2 separate regions of the Mus musculus genome follow, and region 1 is linked to region 2. Evidence: chromatin contacts called from ENCODE Hi-C or POLR2A ChIA-PET data. All regions are on one chromosome and are shown on one strand. Each heading gives the region's core, a stretch centred on a gene start or an enhancer-like site at or near the end of the contact. The rest is flanking DNA. Distances are from core to core; before and after follow the strand shown.

Region 1 (2,700 bases), core at 168-2,667, 530 kb before region 2:
TCCACCTATAGGGTTGCAGATCCCCCCCCCTCCCCCAATGTCAGTCTTGATAGAAGTCTCTGGGCACAGACAAGATGATTGCAAGAGACTCAAAGGGTACTACTGAAGTCAGAAGGAATGCTGGGAGAGGCTGGGGCCTTCCTACACTCAGTACAAGGAAAGCATTCCTTCAGCGCCTCAGTGAATAAGAGGCAAAGGGATGGCGCATGCCCTAGGATTCCAATGGTAGGACTAAGCCCCATTTGTGGCAGGTGGAGACTACAAATCCCAGCATGCCTTGTGCTCTGGATACCTTGCCTGCTGGGAGGTGTAGTAGTGTAATAGATAGCGTGAAATGGCTTGGTGCCCGACAGAGCTGGTGCCCAGTTGGGAGACGAAGTGGAGACGGTATTCCCTTTTTGTTCCTGCTAATGTTATTGACAAGGAGGGAAGGAAGTTGGGAGGAGGTGTTCCTAGTTTCTAGTGTAAACCAGGAAACCCTAGGGGATGTGAATGGGAGGGAATAGGAAAGGGATTGGGGATGGGGAAGGAATTTCTGTAGCAGGTGGTATAAAGATTTCATGTAGCCTATGAATAGATGTGTGTGTCTCTGTGTATCCTTTTCGTGTGTGTGTGTCTGTTTATGGGAAGAATTTATGTTGTTTTCTCAGGAGATGGGATTTTCTTAGAATTCTGGAAACTGGCCTGGAAAAAACATTTTGGAAAAAAATGTGCCCTTCTCCCTTATTCCTTGGACTTAAATACCTAAAACGAGTCTGGGCCATTTTCAGATCTCCCATTGAAGATCTGGGTCAGACTTGTTTCTGTTCTATGTGCACCCACAACTACTCTTTGGTAGTGGTATGTTGGGGGAACCGTAAAATGATGAACTGTTGATCGCAAGTCAGGTTATTAAAAAATGTCCACAGACTCAAGACTAGGACTGGTGCTAGGGTCTCTGAGAGGAAGAGAGGAGCTAGCTTAGAGTTCTAGAGTTATAGGCAGTCCTGGATGGGAAAACCAGCCTCCCCATGCCTGGCTCTTTAAACTCTGGCCTGGGAAACAAGACAAGACTAGAATAGCCGCCCTCCCTTCTATTCCAGGGCAGAGAAAACAGAACCAGAAGAAATGTTCAGACTGGGGAGAAAACAGATCCTTGGAGTTCTGCCAGTATGAGAAAGTCAAGGATGAAAATGGTCTGCTGTAGGCAGAGCTCTCCTTCCCCCAAACTGGTTAAAATCCCGAGAACAAACTTCCATTACTTTAGTTTAAAGCTACATCGCTCTTTTGGGGGCCGGGGGGTGGGGATGGGGGGTCGGCTTTGTACCTATCCGCTGGAGGCTTCAACTTCTAAACTCTCCCAAACTGTTTTTTTTTTTTGTCCCGTTTGGGACAGCGTGTAAGTTAGGGCACCAGAGGGCGCTCTGCTATTTCCAAAAGTTAAGCAGTCTCTTCCGAAGTCACAGCGGTTTGTGTAAGGGTCCCTGGGAATATTTAGTGTAATCATAATGGTGATCAGTTTCTGACCCGAAGCTTTGCTCTCTCCGCGTGCTGCCTGTATAAGGACCATTCGACAGACTGGTCGTGACCAGTTCCATACCAGGCACTGGGGTGTTCGAGAGTGAACAAGTCTAGTGGATTTCATCCTCACCACATAGGTACCCCAATGCTCTCCCCAGAATCGCCAGCACCCTATTCAGCTTCACCAGGGGTCCTATCCAGCCCTCGCTCTGCCCTTTCCAGTGGCATTTCTCATGTCTGCTCTGTTCTCCTCTTAGGATGAAGTCAAGCTGCCGGCCAAACTGAGCGTCAGCAAGTCGCTGAAAGAGTCGGAGGCACTGCCTGAGAAGGAGGGTGACGAGCTGGGCGAGGGCGAGCGGCCCGAGGATGACACCGCGGCGATCGAGCTGTCGTCCGACGAGGCGGTGGAGGTGGAGGAGGTGATCGAGGAGTCCCGCGCCGAGCGCATCAAGCGCAGCGGCCTGCGGCGCGTGGACGACTTCAAGAAGGCCTTCTCCAAGGAGAAGATGGAGAAGACCAAGGTGCGCACGCGTGAGAACCTGGAGAAGACGCGCCTGAAGACCAAGGAGAACCTGGAGAAGACACGGCACACGCTGGAGAAGCGCATGAACAAGCTGGGCACGCGCCTGGTGCCCGTGGAGCGACGAGAGAAGCTGAAGACATCCCGGGACAAGCTGCGCAAGTCCTTCACGCCCGACCATGTGGTGTATGCGCGCTCCAAGACCGCTGTCTACAAGGTGCCGCCTTTCACCTTCCACGTCAAGAAGATCCGCGAGGGCGAGGTGGAGGTGCTGAAGGCCACCGAGATGGTGGAGGTGGGTCCCGAGGACGACGAGGTTGGCGCGGAGCGCGGCGAGGCCACTGACCTGCTGCGCGGGAGCAGCCCCGACGTGCACACGCTGCTGGAGATCACCGAGGAGTCGGACGCCGTCCTGGTGGACAAGAGCGACAGCGACTGAGCAGGACTCGCAGGGCTCTGCCCTGGAGGCCGGCGCCTGACCCTGCCGCCCCCTGATCCCCCACCCCTGCCCACACCGCCTTTCCCTTTTCAAACTTTCTCTTTTGCATTCTAAGCCCCAGTCTGGTTGGGCTTTTTTTTTTTTTTTTAAACAAACCGGGGGGGGGGGAATACACCCCCCCCCCCGAAGAGCAGCCCTCCAAAGCACAGGCCTTAGACCGAGGGGAGGTGGTCTCTCACCA
Region 2 (2,700 bases), core at 147-2,646:
TCTCCATCTGCTGGTTTCTCAGCTTCACTCTCAACTGTCCTAGGGTTTTTTTTTTTTTTTGGGGGGGGGGAGGGAGTTGGAGGGGTGGGTGGGGAGGATCTATGTGGGCATGGGGAGCAGCTATGGCTGGTTCAGGATCACAACCTCAGGAGCTTTCTGGAGGCTTTGGTGACCAATCACTGGCCTTAGGCAGCAATCCTGTCTTAAGGTCCTGGGATGTGTTAGCTTTCTGTTACTGTAACAAAAATACAGCAACCAACTTAAAAGGTGGGGGGAGTTACTTGGCTTTATAGTTTGGGAAGTTTCAGGCTGTACTACTTGGCAACAATTGTTTCCGGCCTGTGGTGGCAGAGTAGTCATGGTGGGAAGTACTTCATGATGAAATAGCCTTTTGGCCTTAAGGTAGCCTGGTACAAGAGAGACTAGGGCCTTACAATCCACTTCCAAGAATACACCAACGGTCAGTTCCCTTTCTGTTGTAACAAAACAACCTCGGCAGCTTATAAATACAGTTGGTTGGGCTTGTGATTTTAGAAGGTTAGAGTCCTTGACGATGGCCAAAGGGGAAGCGGGAGAACCTGAGAGCCTACGCCTTGGTCCACAAACAGGAGGCAGAGAGGACACAGGAGTAAGGTAGGGCACAGAGGGTGTTTTGGAAGCCTCAAAGCCTGCCCCTGCGGCAGATGCCTACCATGAAGGCCACACCGAATCCTTCCCAAACAGCACTGCTAACTGGGGAACCAAGTATCCAAATATATGACCGAGCGGGACTATTCTCATTCAAACCACCACACCAACGAAACTTTCCACGAGCCCCGCACCTTCTAACAGCCTCCTGAGCTGGAGACCAAGCCTTCGGGGACATCCTGACACCAAACTGTAGCACTGGGCAAGAGGATGCTGCTTAGGAATAGTGAGGGTGGGATGTGGCCTTGTCGTTTTCTGGAAAGCCCCAGTCCGCCGAGAAAGCACGGGGCATCTCCATCACTGTGTGCAGAATGAGACAGGCAAGTGAGGGTGAACAGACTGGCTGGGGAGAGAGGCAGTTCTCTCTAGGACTGTAACATCTGAAGTCAGTTTCCTCCCCTCTGGCAAGAAGGAGAAAGGAAGGTGGGAGTGCTGCGGTCCTGAGAACGGATCTGTATAAACAAGTGTGATCTGGCCTGGGTGGACTGATTCTTGGGCTTTAGAGGTTGTCTGAGGTCATGGACACTGTTTTTTGCCTTCAGCTAAGACAATAAGGAACTGGGCTCCTCTGCAGGCCTCTCCTGCAGACCCTTATCTCTGGACAGTAACTCCCAAGGCCCCAGGCCTCTTCACACCCACAGGCATCTGATTAGGCCTGAAGGAGGGACGTGTGAAGATCGCCATCTGGCGTCTGGAGTTCATGAGGCCATGACAACTGCCTGACTCATCCCCCATTTCTGCACTTGCCCTCGGGGTAAAAGTGCTCTCCTGAGCTGGGGAGATTGCTCAGCCTTTCGGTAAAGTGCTTACCATGCAAGCCCCCACCCCCCACCCCCCAACCATGTGACAAGCAGGTACAGTATTGCACCTGTAATCCCAGCTCCGATTTGCAAACCAGTCAATCTAGCCTAATTTTTTTGACCGCCAAGTTCAGTGAGAGATCCTGTCTGAAAAAAATAAGGTTTATGTAGGGCCTCGTGAGATGGTTGAGCAGCCCGCATGGTGGTGCACTTGGGAGTCAGAAGCAGGCAGCTCTCTTGAGGACGGCCTGATCTACATTGCAAGCTCCTGGACAGGTTTACAAGGAGAGACCTGCCTCAAAAAAAGAGGGCAGGGGAGAGAGGACTCTGTAATTAAAAGCACTGACTGCTCTTCCAGAAGACCTAGCCTTGATTCTCAGTACCCACATGGCAGTTCACAGTTGTCTGTAATCCAGTCCTAGGAGATCCAATGCTGTCTTCCAGCCTCTCTAGGCATCAGGCATACATATGGTATACAAACAGACTATAGGTAAAACACAAACACATTAAAAAACCTAAGAGGAGCTGGTGAGATGGTTCAGCAGTTAAGAGCGCCGACTGCTCTTCCAAAGGTCCTGAGTTCAAATCCCAGCAACCACATGGTGGCTTACAACCATTTGTATCTGATGCCATCTTCTGGAGTGTCTGAAGACAGCTACAGTGTACTTACATATAATAAATAAATAAATATTTTTTAAAAAAGGAAAAAAAAACCTAAAAGATAAAGGTGAGAGAGCCCATACTGCTCTTCAGGAGGGCCACATTCAGTTCCCAGCACACACGTGGCAGATAACAATTGGCTCTAACTCCGGTCTCAGGGCATCTGATAGACCCTTTTGTGGATTCTGTGGGTGCCAGGCACACATGTAGTACAAAAGACATACATGCAGGCAAAACATCCACCTATCCATCTATGAACACATACAAACACACTAAAAAAATTAAAAAGTGGAGAGAGATTGCCAGGGACGTCGGAACTCAGCCACCAGTCCCACACACATACAGGCATACAATAAAAGCACCAAAAAGAAAACCAGACATCTGTCCACTTCTGGAGGTCTTCAGTTTAGCCTTTTATTGACACAAAGGAGAAAGGACTGGATCAGTTTAGCCTTTGAGTCCAAGACCCTGCCCACCTTCCTCCCCTCAGATTAGCACCAAGTGCAGGTTCTCGAAACCCTTGGGCCTGAGCAGGCTTTCCTCTTACACAACC

What was found. Hi-C counts contacts between places; a loop is a spot of excess contacts on that map. ChIA-PET counts read pairs that join two places held with the same protein, here RNA polymerase II (POLR2A).
Region 1: a loop to region 2 is called in a map of v-Abl transformed pro-B cells, with 3 times the contacts of the local background. The contact joins two enhancer-like sites. A Hi-C loop is called at or near these places in 2 of 37 maps with a recorded cell type or tissue (both v-Abl transformed pro-B cells). POLR2A ChIA-PET finds 5 or more read pairs at or near these places in 1 of 5 experiments (Patski).

The regions. Positions count from the first base shown.
Region 1 is chr11:100,958,383-100,961,082 of GRCm38, reverse strand. It overlaps Cavin1 (caveolae associated 1), which reads left to right. Exons shown (of 2, transcript NM_008986.2): 2 at 1,758-2,700. The coding sequence ends at 2,459. Among named protein-coding and RNA genes, the nearest start is that of Cavin1, 11 kb to the left of the region's middle. Within about 2 kb of position 1,417, at least 2 of the 3 ENCODE cell types and tissues checked have a DNase peak (open chromatin) inside an H3K27ac peak, as active enhancers do.
Region 2 is chr11:100,424,672-100,427,371 of GRCm38, reverse strand. Fkbp10 (FK506 binding protein 10) reads right to left here. Exons shown (of 10, transcript NM_010221.2): 10 at 2,532-2,700. It also overlaps a transcript of Nt5c3b not described here. Among named protein-coding and RNA genes, the nearest start is that of Fkbp10, 10 kb to the right of the region's middle. Within about 2 kb of position 1,396, at least 1 of the 3 ENCODE cell types and tissues checked has a DNase peak (open chromatin) inside an H3K27ac peak, as active enhancers do.